Regions from separate parts of the Homo sapiens genome. Here region 1 is linked to region 2. The links are chromatin loops, found by intact Hi-C in ENCODE. Cell type or tissue: ascending aorta. All regions are shown on one strand.

What was found. Peaks named below come from ENCODE experiments on the same cell type or tissue, not always from the same donor. Only the 100,000 strongest peaks of a DNase experiment are listed, where the experiment ranks them.
Region 1: a loop joins it to region 2, with 6 times the contacts of the local background. A loop is called at or near these places in 6 of 110 quality-filtered maps.

What each region holds. Positions count from the first base shown.
Region 1 is chr12:19,707,571-19,715,570 of GRCh38, reverse strand. No RefSeq gene overlaps it. Among named protein-coding and RNA genes, the nearest start is that of AEBP2, 270 kb to the right of the region's middle. In ascending aorta, no CTCF peak of the experiment used is centred here; DNase peaks (open chromatin) are centred at 3,360 and 4,410; H3K27ac peaks cover 5,936 bases.
Region 2 is chr12:19,651,303-19,659,302 of GRCh38, reverse strand. It overlaps LOC101928387 (a long non-coding RNA gene), which reads right to left. Exons shown (of 7, transcript XR_007063236.1): 5 at 7,280-7,928. Among named protein-coding and RNA genes, the nearest start is that of AEBP2, 220 kb to the right of the region's middle. In ascending aorta, a CTCF peak has its summit at 4,254; no DNase peak of the experiment used is centred here; H3K27ac peaks cover 5,535 bases.

The sequences.
Region 1 (8,000 bases), 56 kb before region 2:
AAAATCCCATAGTCTGAGTCCAAAACCTCCTTAAGCTAATAAACAACTTCAGCAAATTATCAGGATACATAATCAATGTACAAAAATCACTAGCATTCCTATATACAAACAGCAGTCAAGCCAAGAGCTTAATGAGGAATGTAATCCCATTCACAAATGCAACAAAAAGAATAAAATACTTAGGATTACACCTAACCAGGGAGGTGAATGATCTCTGAAATGAGAATTTCAAAACACTGCTGAAAGAAATCAGAGATGACACAAACAAATGGAAAAACATTCAATGCTCATGGACAGGAAAAATCAGTATCATTAAAATGGCCATACTGTCCAAAGCAATGTATAGATTCATTGCTAGTCCTACTAAATTACCAATGACATTCTTCACAAAACTAGGAAAAAACTATTTTAAAATTCATGCAGAACCAACAATAAGCCCTGATAGCCAAGGCAATACTAAGCAAAAAGAACAAAACTGAAGGCATCACACTACCTGACATTAAACTATACTGCAGGAATAAAATAACCAAAACAACATGGGACTGGTACAAAAACTGACACATAGACCAATGGAATAGAATAGAGAGCCCAGAAATAAGGCCACACACCTATGACTATCTGACCTTTGACAAACCTGACAAAAACAAGCAACAGGGAAAGGACTCCCTATTCAATAAACGTTGCTGGCGTAACTGGCTAGCCATATGCAGAAAATTGAAGCTAGACTCCTTCCTTACACCATATACAAAAATCAACTCAAGATGTATTAAAGACTTAAATACAAAACCCAAAACTATAAAAATCCTGGAAGATAACCTAGGCAATGCCATTCTGGACATAGATTTCATGATGAAGACACCAAAAGCAATTGCAACAAAAGCAAAAATTGACTAATGGGATTTGATTAAACTTAAGAGCATCTATACAGCGAAATAAACTATCAATAGAGTAAAATAGACAACCTACAGAATGGGAGAAAATTTTTGCAGACTATGCAACAGAAAAAAAGTCTAATATCTAGAATCTATAAGGAACTTAAACAAATTTACAAGAAAAAAAACAAACAACTCATTAAAAAGTGGGCAAAGGACATGAACACTTTTCAAAAGAAGACTTAAATGTGGCCAATAAGCATATGAAAAAAGGCTCAAAATCACTGATCATTAGAGAAATGCAAATCATCACGCCTGTAATCCCAGCCCTTTGGGAGGCCAGGGTGGGCAGATCACCAGAGTTCAGGAGTTCGAGATCAACCTGACTAACATGGTGAAACCTCGTCTCTACTAAAAATACAAAAAATTAGCCGGGCGTGGTGGTGCATGCCCGTAATCCCAGCTACTCAGAAGGCTGAGGCAGGAGAATCGCTTGAACCCAGGAGGCGGAGGTTGCAGTGAGCCGAGATTGTGCCATTGTACTCCATCCTGGGCAACAAGAGCAAAACTCCGTCTCAAAAAGGAAGAAAAAAAAAAGAAAAATGCAAATCAAAATCACAAGGAGATACCATCTCATATCAGTCAGAATGGCTATTATTAAAAAGTCAAAAAACAGTTGCTGACGAGGTTGTGGAAAAAAAGGAATGTGTATACACTATTGGTGGCAATTCCTCAAAGAACTAAAAACCGAAATACCATTTGACCCAGCAGTCCCATTACTGGGTATATACCCAAAAGAAAATACATCATTCTGTCATAAAGACACATGCACGTGTATGTTCATTGCAGCACTACTCACAACAGCAAAGACATGGAATCAACCCAAATGCCCATCAATGACAGATTGGATAAAGAAAATATGTTACATATACATGATGGAATACTATGCAGCCATAAAAAATAATGAGATCACGTTCTTTGTAGGAACACGGATGGAGTCCATAGTTAGCAAACTAACCCAGGAACAGACATCCAAATACCACTTTCTCACTTATAAGTGGGAGCTAAAGTATGAGAACACATGGACACATAGAGGGGAACAACAGACACTGGAGCCTACTTGAAGGTGGAAGGTAGGAGGAGGGAGAGTATCAGGAAAAATAACTAATGGATGCTAGACTTAATACCTATGCAACAAACCTGCACGTATACCCTTGAAATTAAAATAAAAGTTTAAAAGAAGAGTTATCACCTTCTTTCAACTGGTTCATTTTAGGAATGTGTAAAATATTGAGCCAGAACTTGGTAGTGCAGTCAATATCCTCAGAAGAGAGTTGTTTTCTCCCAAATAACAGAAGATGTTTTACAGAAAGAACCTTATTAGCACCAGAATTTAGGTTTGTGATAAGTGGTTGAGTCTAAAGATTTGTAACAATGAAACATATCACTGGTTCTCATCTTGAAAACTGAAAACAAAAGGAATATTTCTTGGCCTAGTACCTGTGGTGTTTAACTTTTCACTCTTGCTTCCAGTTCTTTAGTTATAGCCCACAGAGAGAATATGGTAAACAAATCATTAAGCTATTTGGTTTATCATAAAATACTTCCATTTGACCATTTGACACACATTAATTAAGTACCTATTACATCGAGGAACTAGACTGATACAAAGATGAATAAGATAATATCTTGTAAGAAAGAGAGACAGACATGGAAACAACTGCCCTACAGCATACACAATGTGAGCATTGTAGAACAAAATGGAATGGAAATGTGGGACGGTATTCTAGGCAGCAAGACACGTATGCCAAAGACATGGATTGAGATAACCAAACGAATTTGGGGAACTGTGAGCAACTTGTCTAGGTAGACATGTGGAGCTAGGGAAGATGGTTAGGAAAAGTAATTGGAAGTATAGATTAAGGCTGAATCATGTATAACCTTTATTAATTAATGAATGAGTATTACTGGGCACTTACTATATGCTAGGAATCATGCTAGATAATGCAGCCACAGCAGTGAACACAGCAGACAAGATCCCTGCCCTAGATTCTGGTATATGCAAGGCTGAGACCTTAGTCTAAAGGCAACAGAGGTAAGCAGGGAAAATGGCACAAACTGATTTAGAAAGTTAACTCTTTTAAGAATATATAGAATAACTGAAACAGGAAAAACTAGACATAGTAAAATGAGTTGGAAGACTACTACAATAGACCAGATGAGTCCTGTTTCTGATCTCTTCCATTAAATATTACGGTCTCCTCATACATGAGTCTTCATCAGGAATTTGTAGAGAATTTTAATTCAAAATATCATTTTACTTGATTCAGTTCTCACAAAATGTGAGTTAGTCCTCAAACCTTAACAAATTTCTACACCAACAATATATTTTTGTTGGATCCACATCATGTTGCACCACTAGCAACTCTTAGTCATCCTGACTCATTTCCTGAACTTTCAGTTGCTTCAAACGAACTTCATTTTGTCTAAGAGTCGAGACAGACAGAAGCCGCCTATAAGGGCCCAGTGAATTCTCAACATCAAGAGGACTTCCAAAGTAGTAGCTAAGTCAAGACTCCTACCATTACCAAGATAATTAGAACCTCCAGGATATATGATCTTCCAAACTCTACTATCCGTTTTGTATGTATCACAGAGTCCCAAAAATTGCCCAAAGTCCTGGAATTTGTATGAAAGGGCCTAAGAAATTCATTCTTTTTTATATGGAACTTCACACACTTACATCCATTGCTTCATTTATTCCCTGTAACAATCAACGGAATAAGGCAAATTTGACATAATCAGACCCATTTTAAACATGGAGATACTAAAACCAAGGGAGATGAAGACTTTGACCCAAAGGTGCATTCTAGTTAAGAAGCAGAGTAAGAGCTAGAATCCAGAGCTTTTGACTCCTGGACCATGTTTTGCTTTACCTCCATGCCATCTCCTCAGCCATCAATCATTGTCTCTCTCCTACTGTGCCTACACAGCTGCATAACAATTCTTTGCTTTCTTAAAGGTTAATGAACAACCTCTTCTATGTTAAGCTAGCCTTCCTGAAGCAATTTCTCTTGTTTTGTAATACTCAAAGCCATCCATGTCTACCGCAAATAAAATCTCTTCTTTCTCTTCTTCATGATTCCCTTCATCCTCCTCTCCAACCTCCTCAGGGTTCCAGAAAAATTGAACCCTAGTCAACCCACATTGACCCTAGGAGGATTCAGGCTATTTTTAGATCAAGACTGACATACTCAGGCAGCAAAGAGAGCCAGTGAGATGCCAAACTTAGTATTCACCCTGGAAATGAACAAAAATGGGAAGCAAGCTGGCCAGTTCAGCGTGCCTTCAGATTTATAATAAATTGTCTGAGAGAACTTAGTGAATTAGCAATGACTCCATGCCAGAAATTCTTTGCCTCAGCCAATCCTGGAACTTACTCCGCTAAACCTAGGCCACCTGAGGTTTTTCAAAAATATTACTTTCACATAAAGTCCACATAGCTCAGCCACTGCTGCCAAGAACAAGTCCTGGAGAACGTACTGGCAAGCTTGGTGCTTGTCCCACTGGGTAGTCACATGAGCTGAGAGGCAGCACGTAAAAGACAGAAACTCTCTTAAGTAGGCGTCAGAAATCCTAGATTCCTTACCACTTCTGAGCCATGTGACATTGAGAGAGTCACTAGGAAGATCTATGGCCACAGCTGTGGAGTGTGCAGCTTTTGCTGTCAGCCCCTTCTGGGGCTGTCTCAGTCTCAGCCATAGAGAACCGTCTCCCCTAAAAGTCATATCCTTCTAGGGGCAGCCCACAGTCAAATGACTGATTAGGGTTAAAAGGACTGGAAATGTTGGCCCAATGCAAGACATCCCTGCCAGGCCTTTTTAGCTCCAGAGCTCCCCATGGAATCAGCTAAGACTGCTGGGCTGGGTCTACATCACAGCTAGACCCCTCTCCATGCCAACCCTGCTGCTTCTACCTCTCTTCCAAGGTTTGATCCTAAGAGTACTCCTTCATGCACAACCTGAAACATTAACAGCATCTCAGAGTATGCTTCCTGGTGAACCAAACATGCAGCACCAATAAATAAATGCTACTATTAGTGAACTCCAAAAAAATGACAACTCAAAGAAGAATCTTCTGAAATTAGAGTTATTTTAATTAGGTTAAAAAAATCTCCACAAACCATGCCATGTCACACTATGTTGGAAGTTAGACAAGATCTCTGCTAAGCGCCTGAAGGACAAAGCACAAATAGTAATAATAATAATACAGCCTTCTGCCTCCATTTCTTCACAGTTGAATTCCTAGATGCATTTCATGGAATCAGAGAAGTGTTTCTTCTTTCTCAGCAGCTTTACCTTTCTCTGCAATCCCGTTAGATGTCCTATACTCCCTTCGATGCCTAACGCCTTCCTCCTCTCTAGCTCCCTCTTTCATATCAATAAGAAAAAATTATGCAAAAGTCTGTAACTGTCTCAGACTTATCATTGAAATTACATTTGTTAGTGGATAAGTATTAAGTGGGTTCTGTGGTGGCTACCCAGATCCCCACTTCAGGACTGAAAGGTTTACATTCCCCAGCAGCTAGAAGTGCTGCTGGCAGAGAGCCCTCAGCTCTCCAAGAACTACCCTCAGCTGAAGATAGCTGCATCGCCCATGAACACAGCCCCATAAAATGACTGGTCAGTGCACAAGACTAATGGTCCCTTCATCACAATTTAGGACAACTTTGAAAAGCCATCCCACCTTCTGAGCCCCTGTAAAGTTGGCTGAGGCTATGTGAAGACCGAATCACAGCCTAATTTCTCCTTCTGCCCAGTCCTTTTTCCTATCCTTCCAGAAAAGTTGTTAGCCCTGAAAGTACTCCCTAATAAGTCTCCCACATACTAATCTCTATTCCAGAGTCTGCCTCAGTTGGTAGCAGTAGTATTCCAGAAAAGCAGATGCTATGATGGAATATGGGGGTTTAAATATCGTCTGGCTGGCAATGAAAACCTCATCACTGGTGGTGGATTCCTGATAATTCTAGGTCCACCATACACCTCTCACCTACCCAACACATACTAGAAGAAGTCAAAAGAATATGTATGAAACTGGATTCTAAGAAAGCTGTATCAAAGTGGACAATACAATTGTCACTTGCACCAGTGCTAAACTAGGATGATAAACCAATAGAAAGAAATGTATTGGGACTTTGAGAATTTGAGGATAACAGAAATTCTAAGAAAAATATAATTAGATGGCAATTGCTGGGGACAATTGAGGCTCTGGAGAAAAAAGGCAATGAAAAGCTGATGGTTATAAATCACCAATTAAAAGCTAAGTGTGGCCAGGTGCAGTAGATCACATCTGTAATCCCAATGCTTTGAAAGACCAAGGTGGGAGGATTGCTTGAGAACAGGAGTTTGCAACCAGCCTGGGCAACATAGTGAGACCCTATCTATACAAAAAATTGAAAAATAAAACTTAGCTGGGCATGGTGGTGCATGCGCATAGTCCTGGCTACTCAGGAGACCAAGGCAGGAGGATCCCGTTGAGGCTGCAGTGAGCTATGATTGCACCACTGCACTCCAGCCTGAGTGACAGACTGAGACTCTGTTTCAAAAAAAAAAAAAAGGTAAGTGTGCAGAGTTGACATTCAATGGGTACAAAGTTTCAGTTATGCAAAACGAATAAGCTCTAGAGATCTACAACATTGTGCCTAAAATTAACAATATTGTTTTGTACACTTAAAAATTTAAGAGAGCAGATCTCACATTAATTGGTATTACCGCACTATTTTCTTAAATCGGTGGGGGAAAAAAATCCAAATGTGAAACAAAGAGGACTTACACTTCTTAATTTCAAAACTTACTACAAAGATAAAGTAATCAGGACAATGTAGTACAAGACAGATATACAGATCAATGGGGTCCAGAAATAAACCCACTTCTAGCCTATTGATTTTTGGCAATGGTGCCAAGTCCATTCAATGGGGCAAAATTTGTGTCCTCAAGAAGTGGCGTTGGAACAACTGGAAAGCCTCATGCAAAAGAATAAAGTAGATCCCCTACACCATATACAAAAATTAACTCAAAATGGATCAAATACTTAAGTTTAAGAGCTAAAACTTTAAAAACCTTAAAAGAAAACATAGAGGTAAACATTCATAACCTTGGATTTGGCAATGGTTTCTTAAATATGGACCCAAAAGCATAACAAAAGAAAAATAGATAAATTAAACTTGATTAAAATTAAAAACATTTGTGCATCAAAGCACATTATCAAGAGAGCAAAAGGACAATTCACAGAATGAGAGAAAGTATTTGCAAATGAAATATCTGCCAAAGGTTTAATATCCAAAGAATGTCTACGACTCAACAACAAAACGACAACCCAAATAAAATATGAGCAAATGACTTGAATAGACATTTCTCTGAGGAAGATATATAAATAGACAATAAGCACATGTTACTCATCATTAGTCATTAGGGAAATGCAAATCGAAACTCTGATGTAATACTACTTCACATCCACTAGGATGGCTATGGTCAGAAAACAGACTATAACAAGTGTTGGCCATTACGTAGAAAGGTTGGAATGCTCTTATATTACTGTTGGGAATATAAAGTCATGCAATCACTTTAGAAAACATTCTAGCAGTTCCACAAAAAGTCAAACATGGAGTTACCATATGATCCAGCAATTCCGCTCCTATGTATATGCCCAAGAGAACTGAAAACACGTTCACCAAAACAAAAACAAAAACAAAACTTGCACATCACTGTTCATAACATTATCCATCACAGCCAAAAGGTGGAAACAACCCAAACATCCATCAACTGATGAATAAAATGTGGTATGTCCATAAAGTATAATATTATTCAATCATAAAAAATGAATAAGTATATTCATTTGACAGAATATATTCATTTGAGAGAATAAGTATATTCAAATGAGAGAAGCCAGCTGGACTTCCTGGGTCGAGTGCGGACTTGGAGAACTTTTCTGTCTAGCTGGAGGATTTTAAATGCACCTATCAGCACTCTGTGTCTAGCTAAAGGATTGTAAATGCACCAATCAGCACTCTGTAAAAACGCACCAATCAGCACTCTGCGTCTAGCTAGAGGATTGTAAATGGACCAATCA
Region 2 (8,000 bases):
GCACTGGACTGACCTTTGCTGTGAATAAAAGTACATTTAAAGTGTTAACAGAGAATTTTCCCCAGAAATATGAAGTGCACATGAGATACATCATTAACTTAGCATGTTGCTATAGGAGCATTTTCTTTCACAGCAAAGAATACACTGCGTTATATATCAACAAATACTCAGCGCAGATGAAAAATCACAATCATAAAAAGTAGATAATATTTTTAAATATAAAGTCAATATATTTTCTTACACTAATTTCTAGTTCCCAGTTTTCCCAGGGGTCTCCCTTACATTGAATCAATGGTATTAATTACTTAAAAGAAGTCAGTTTTGGCCAGGCATGGTGGCTCACGCCTATAATCCTAGTACTTTGGGAGGCCGAGGCAGGTGCATTGCCTGAGCTCAGGAGTTCGAGACCAGACCGGGCAACATGGTGAAACCCCATCTCTAATAAAATACAAAAGAAATTAGCCAGGCGCGGCAGCATGTGCCTGTAGTCCCAGCTACTCAGGAGGCTGAGGCAGGAGGATTGCTTGAACCTGGGAGACGGAGGTTGCAGTGAGTAGAGATTGCACCACTGCACTTCAGCCTGGGCAACAGAGCAAGACACTGTCTCTAAAAAAAAAAAAAAAAGTAGTCAATTTTAAGTTTTAGGTTATATTTTAATACAAGTGAATCAACAGGTTTTACTTTCAGAGAAATAAATTGTTTTAATCCTAAAATCTTTTATTAAGTTCAGAATATAGAATTTATGAGACTAAAATAGAAAGAATGCAGGTTATGACATCAAAGCAGCTTCCTGTACATAGGAAAGGAAGTAAAAGCTCAAGTAGCAAGGCAAGAAGTAGAAAGAATTGAAAAGGTAAAGCTAGGCCGGGCACAGTGGCTCAGGCCTGTAATCCCAGCATTTTGGGAGGCTGAGACTGGAGGATCACTTGAGGTTGGGAGTTCGAGACCAGCCTGGCCAACATAGTGAAACCCTGTCTCTACTAAAAATACAAAAATTAGCCAGGCATAGTGATGTGCACCTGTAATCCCAGCTACTTGGGAGGCTGAAGCAGGAGAATCGCTTGAATCCAGGAGGCAGAGGTTGCAGGGAGCCGAGATCGTGCCACTGCACTCCAGTCTGGGTGACAGAGAAAGAATCCATCCCAAAAAATATTAAATATTAAAAATTGAAAAGGTAAAGCTAGCGTAATATAATGCCTGAGATTCCAAGAAAGAAATCAGGGCCTACATACCACCTTCCTGGGCCACAACCTGACAGAAACGCCACCACCACCACTACCACACTCCTGCCAAAAAAAAAAATTCCCCAAATCTCCATGCCTGGCTAGCTAGATGAGCTAGAGCTAGCATTTCTAGTAGTCCATTACTTGAGAATAGCATGCAGTAGATCCTGAAATTTGCATATGCTCACATGGGTAACATGGAAATTCTAAGAACAATAGACTTTTTAAAAGATAATTTCATTTTTTCAGGGAAGTATAATGACTCCCATACAAATACAAACTGAACACAATTCAAAGACTGTTTTTAACTCATTAATTAATGAGGGAATTGGTAAGATGTTACATCTGGCTCTAAAGAGAATTCAAAGAATATATATATAAATGCTGCAACAAATTTACAAATAGATGCAAAATGGAGCTGTCTGCAGGGCAATAAATTATTGCATTCCACTAGATACAAGTCATTTGCATTGCTGCAGACAAGAATCATATACATCACTTTTAGTTTCCTACAATTTACAGAACTGTAAAATAGCTCAAACACAATGAAAGGAACCAGATAACTAGAAGGATACACTAGACTATGCTTTGTTTTTCATTAAAGACTCGCAGTAATCTTTTCTTTCAATTTACAGTCTTTCGCAATGATTGGAAGATACCTGTGATCTGGAGAAAAAAAATGAGAGTCTACAGAGACCTTACCTCCCGAGGCAATGGCAAATCTCACAGCCACTAGCAGTGACAGTCAAGAGAATGACCAAGAATAGGATCCAACCAGCCCACTATGAGGAACACCAGCACAGAAGGCCTGGTCACCACAGTGGGATAAGGGTCCAGCTGGTAGAGTCCAGCAAAGTCCCAGAGGGTAAAGGCCTCTTCCACTCTCTTCAAGATACTAAGCTTCTGCATGAACCCAGGCACCAACTTGGGAAGGAGGAATGAGGAGAGACCCCTTGAGAGATAAGAAAAGCTTAAACTTTTAATGAGTATTTAGCAGAAAGCAATTGATTTGAAACAGAAGAAACTGGGTTGCTTTTTATTGACCAGGGGCATATGCTGAATTGTGCCCTCACACACACAAATTTGTGTGTTGAAGCCCTAACCCTCCATACCCCAGAACTTAACTGTATTTAGAGATAGGGCCTTTAAAGAGGTGATGAAGTTAAAACGAGGCCCTAAGGGTAGACAGTAATCCAATCTGACTGGTATTATAAGCAAAGGAAATTTGGACATACAAGGAAACACTAGATGCCCACACACAGAGGAAAGACCATGTGAGAACACAGAGAGAAGGCAGCCATTTGCAAGCCGAGGAGAGAGGCTTCATGAGAAACGAGCACTGCCAACACCCGAATCTTGGACTTCCAGCCTCTAAAACCATAAAAAAATTAATTTCTGTTGTTTCAGCCATCCAGTCCCTGGCATTTCATTACGGCAGCCATAGCAAACTAATACAGCATTTTAAGGGTTGTGGGGTGTTCATTTCATATCAGTAGGAGCAAAAGCAAGATGAAATGTCGGTTAAATAAAATGTAAAAAGCTACTTGTTTGTTTTTTGGTTTTGGACATCCGTGGGCATTTTAATCCTGTCATATAGGATGAGTGCTTCATAGGTTTTGGACACATTCTCAGACCCAAAGATACGAATAACCTTTACTAGTTAAAGGTCTTCAATAGAGCAAAGCCTATGGCCACCAAGGAAACAAGTCTCAAAGAGCTCAAAACCTCCTTCTGGCCACTGCTCAGTGTCAGGCTTCTACAGGATAGAAATGATGAGGGGAAGCAGAAGGTATAAGACTGGAAAGAAGATATTCTTTTTTTTTTTTTTTTTTTGAGACGGAGTCTCGCTCTCACCCAGGCTGGAGTGCAGTGGCACAATCTTAGCTCACTGCAAGCTCCACCTCCCAAGTTCACGCCATTCTCCTGCCTCAGCCTCCCAAGTAGCTGGGACTACAGGCACCCGCTACCATGCCCGGCTAAATTTTTTGTATTTTTAGTAGAGACGGGGTTTCACCATGTTAGCCAGGATGGTCTCGATCTCCTGACCTCGTAATCTGCCCACCTCAGCCTCCCAAGGTGCTGGGATTACAGGCGTGAGCCACCGGGCCCGGCCAAGAAGATGTTCTTGAGTCAGGTTCTTTCCTAAAATCATGATTGGCAGTTATCTTCATCCATTTGTGCTGCTATAATAAAGTTCCTGACACTGGGCAATTGATAAAGAATATAAATGTATTTCTCTCAGCTCTAGAGGCTGAGAAGTCCAAGGTCAAGGCACTGGTAGGTTTGGCGTCTGGTGAGGACTGCTCCATCAGTGGCATGTTCTTGCAGTGGCATCCTCACATGGCAGAAGGAGGAGGAGTAAGGAGACCTTAAGCCAGTTCCCTCTAGTCCTTTTACAAGACACTAATCCATTCACAAGGGCAGAGCCCCCATGGCCTAACCACCTGCTAAAGGCACCCCTCCTACTACCACCACAATGGGGATTAAGTCTCAACATGAATTTTGGAGCAGACATAAATGTTCAGACCATAGCAGCAGTATTTTTTCTCTTTTTCAAACTGTTATGTGTTTCTGAGCCCTTCTGTTGGGGGAGAAAGATCACAAAGGTTTTCTGGAAAAGCAATTCTAAACAGATATCTGAAGAATATGTTTTTCATTCAGTGATTGCTAAGGAAAAAAAAAAAAAAACTCATTAGCTTTGACCTGAATAAGGATACACTCATACACTCAGGCCTAAGTGTCTGGTGTAGAAACAGTGCCACACTAACTTCAGTGAGAAAGAAAAGCACAAATACTACATTTCCAAATTTAGTCAACTAGGGACATTGAGTCAGGCCAATTTAAAACAGGTCCAAAATTTCATCATTCCAAGGAGTTGAGTATTGTCTCTTATCTACTAATCTAAAATTAAATTTCCCGTTTAGCTTTGACATAGAGACTATTTATAGACATTCAAAAAAAAGAAGAAAATCAAAAGGCTTAAACCCAGGTCATAGGTCCTAAAACCAAAAGCAGTGAGAAGAAAGTGACATCTAATGGTTGGTTTCCTTCAAAACATCTCTGGTTGCCCCCTAAAACTCAAGAGACAAGGAAAGGGAGATTTTGACCTTAGTCATTAGAAAAAGTCTCAAAAATCCTAAAAAGTCAAAAATGTCATCCAGCCCTCTGGGAAACCGGCTCAATGCATTCAAATTAATGTCGTGCTGGGCTGCAGAAACTTTTGACCAGAAGGCATTCCAAGGAGTAACCATAAACAGCTTAAATGATATTAGATGCGTCATAAGATCTTTTTTTACTCTTGTTAAAAATAACAATAACAAACACTTATGAAGTACAGACATGTGCCAAATCCTGGCCTAAGTGTCTCATATATACTAACTCATCTAAAGATATTTTTCCACAATATTTATACGCATGAATAAACAATAGATTCTACTAAAATTCTTAAGGCTAAAGTAGGAATGAATTAATGTTGTGAAAAGACAGGAATATTAAATGTATTTCATTACTTCTTAGAACAGAACTGCAAAAGAACTTGAGAGGTCATAGTTCAGGAGTTGTTGAAAAATCTATCCCATGAGAGAAAATGCAGCATTTTCACTTATTTTTATTTATTCCTTCATTCTTTCTATGCTGCTCTTTGCTTTCTTGTCTTCCATCTTGTGAAAATATTTATGACAAACTTTTTATCCTGTCATTGCATTTTGCTGGTACTTTTTAGGCTTAAAGGTGAACTCCTGAAGTTTATCTCCTTCCAGGCATCATCTCTTCAATTCTGGAAACAGTTACCAGATAAATGGTGGTAACTAGCTTAAGCGTCACAGGACAAACGGCCAGGCTAATATCAAGAGTAGGTATATGAATCACAGCTATGTTTCTGCTGCAGCAAAATGTCTTCAAATAAAAATTAGACCATAAGCATTAAACTGCCTACTAAAAGAAGATTTTTTTAAATATTATATGTTAACCACTCAACCAGTTAAATATCAAACAATATAAACTGCTCCTACATTTAAGTGTAGTTTCATTTTTCATACAAGTTATAGAAGTCATATGTATTCTTACCTACAGTTTTATCAGTCAATAAATTACATGTGTTCTCCTGCCTATACGTAAGTTCAGTCTGAGAGACAGCATCAGGGATTTTTTTATAATAACCATTCCTTTGCAATGAATAAAGACACTAATTTATCTCTTATGGACTCATAATTTGTTCTGAAGCATCTTCTGTTGTTATGTGGACCCTCTTCATGCTCCTTGAAGGCTGGAGGAGTGCAGTGATCCAGGGCTTCACTGGTCTCCTGCTTTTGGAGTTTATCTCTGCTATATGCAGAAGCTTTTATTCCCTTTTCCTTTTGTAATACTCAGAACAGAAAATGCATAGACTACCTACCCTTACCGAAATATATAAAACTCTTTGCTTATATTTCTTCAATCAAGAAGAGGTTCTGTTGAGAACCAAATTTCTACATGGCCCAATCTTCTTTCCTTCAACTTTAAAGATCATTTATAATGTATTTTACAAAGAACACATTAGGATTATCTATTAATCAAGCTGGTAATCTCCATTAGAGGAATTGATTATTTTGTACTCCTCAGAACAAAAGGAACACAAATTTCAGACATATAACCCAGAACAAGTATAAGGATTTAATCAGCCCACTGCTGAAAAGAAAAAGCCCTGGCCCGTATTATTTATTGGTGACTTCCAGGAGCATGGACATAAGATCTTTTTTTCTTTCTGTTTCTTAAAGAGGAAAATTGCAAAAGAAACAGGAAATCTATCCTTTTCTCTTAATGCCTCTTAAGAGGAAGAAATGTTTCAGTCACGTTTCTGACTGTGGAAAAAAATGATAAGTTACTGGTTAAAAAAAAAAAAATCAAAGATGAACTCCATAACATTCTCCTTTCCTTAGAGTCCTCAAACTCTCACACAGTCCAGGCCCCAGAACCCTGCCCTCAGTTTCTTCCCAAATAAAGTCCTCCTCAACCTTTTAGGAAGCTTCCCTCCCAGCCTCACTCCAGGCATTTTTCCAGTACCCAAGAGGCCCTGGCACATGTTGGGTTCTCAATACCTGTGCCCTAAGTTAATTAACTATAAAACGAGCATGGTTATAAGCTTATTTTCAACTCATCCACAGGTCAGTTTCTCTGGCCAGAGTCAGCCTGCAAATACAGTAATTTCAATTTCACAATTGTATTTCTAGAGCTGTTGAGGGGAAGCAATCATGTTAGGCCAAACTAGCAACTGAGCCAGGCCTTGTGTCAGAAAGATGGGGGCTGACAGTGGCTAAGGCAATTTCCTCCAAAACACTAGGTAGTTAGGTCAGGAGAAACTTAAATAAGGCAATAGCTCTTCTTGTCATCAGAGGCCTTGGTTTTCACATCTGTAAAACAAAATCCTTGGTCTAAATGACTTCTGACACACTGACTTAAATTTTGCCACAGAGTTCAAGCTAGAAACAAGAAAGTAGCTGTAAAAGCCAGGGCCCTTCATGGTATAGCTAAGAGAGAAATCTAATTCACCAAAAATTCAGAGAGGGGAGTGCTTCTCATGAGAAAAGAATGAGAGACTAATTCCCAAGGATTTTCTCTTCAAATAGCACGTCGTGGAGAAAGAAAGATAAATGGAGAAATGTGGCAGTAAAAAAATTCTGTAGATGAGAAAAAAGACAGGGAACTTCTTAGTACCTGCCCTAGTCGTAAATTGTCAATAGAGACATGCTTTTCAAACTATGGTAAACAACTTGTTTTGTTTTTTATTTCTAATTTTATTGTAAGCTGATCTCTGATCTTTGTTAAGTTAGAGAGAGACATCGTAACACTTCATCTCTAAAGTATGGAAAGAGAGCAAACACTATCTTGAAGGTAATAATTACAGAATTGCTTAGCCCTGGTCTAGCAGATTTTAAAATAAATTTTGCAGAAGTGCGTTAAAACGAGCACACCGTGAAGGGCCTACTTGCAAACTAACAAGTTACCCTGCTAGAGTTTATGGATGCTGGGAGAAGACGTGAGACTCCTGGATTACAGGCAAATGAGAGGCTATTACTCACCACAATAGTAGTAGCCACGGTATCAGCATCTGAGCCAATTCCTCCAAACCCCAGTACCCGCAAGGTGATGCAAATAGGGCTAGATAATACCAGCATCCACAGTCAATTGTGTTCCAGCAAAAAAAAAACAAAAAAACAAAAAACTGAACTTAGAAAACCTGAATATTTTATAACAGGAAATAAGCATGCCTGCCTATGTCCTGGAAAGAGACATCATCCTTATTATATTGTATAGTAAGCATGCTTATATGTTTGCCCCAGAGGAGGACTACCTCTACCTGCCAAGGTGTATTAGTCTCCTGTTGCTGCCATAGCAAATTAGCACAAACTTAGTGGCTTAATGGATACAAATGTATTATCTTGCAGTTCTGGAGTCAGAAGTCCAAATTGGGCCTCACTGCGCTGAAGTTTCTTTTCCATTTTCTTAACTTTTTCAGCTTCTAGAGGTCACCAGCATGCCTTGGACCATGGCCCCATTCTTCCATCTTCAAAACTAGCAAAGGCAAATTGAGTGCTTTTCACATCACATCACTCTGACCTCATTCTTCCACTTTAAAGGATCCTTGTGATTACGTTGAGCCCACCTGAATAATCCAGGATAACCTTTGTATGTGAAGGTCCTTTAGCTGATCAGCATTCTTAATTTCATCTGTAACATAAATTTTCATTTGTTATGCAAGGTAACGTATTCACAGGTTTCTGGGATTAAGCTATGGACATA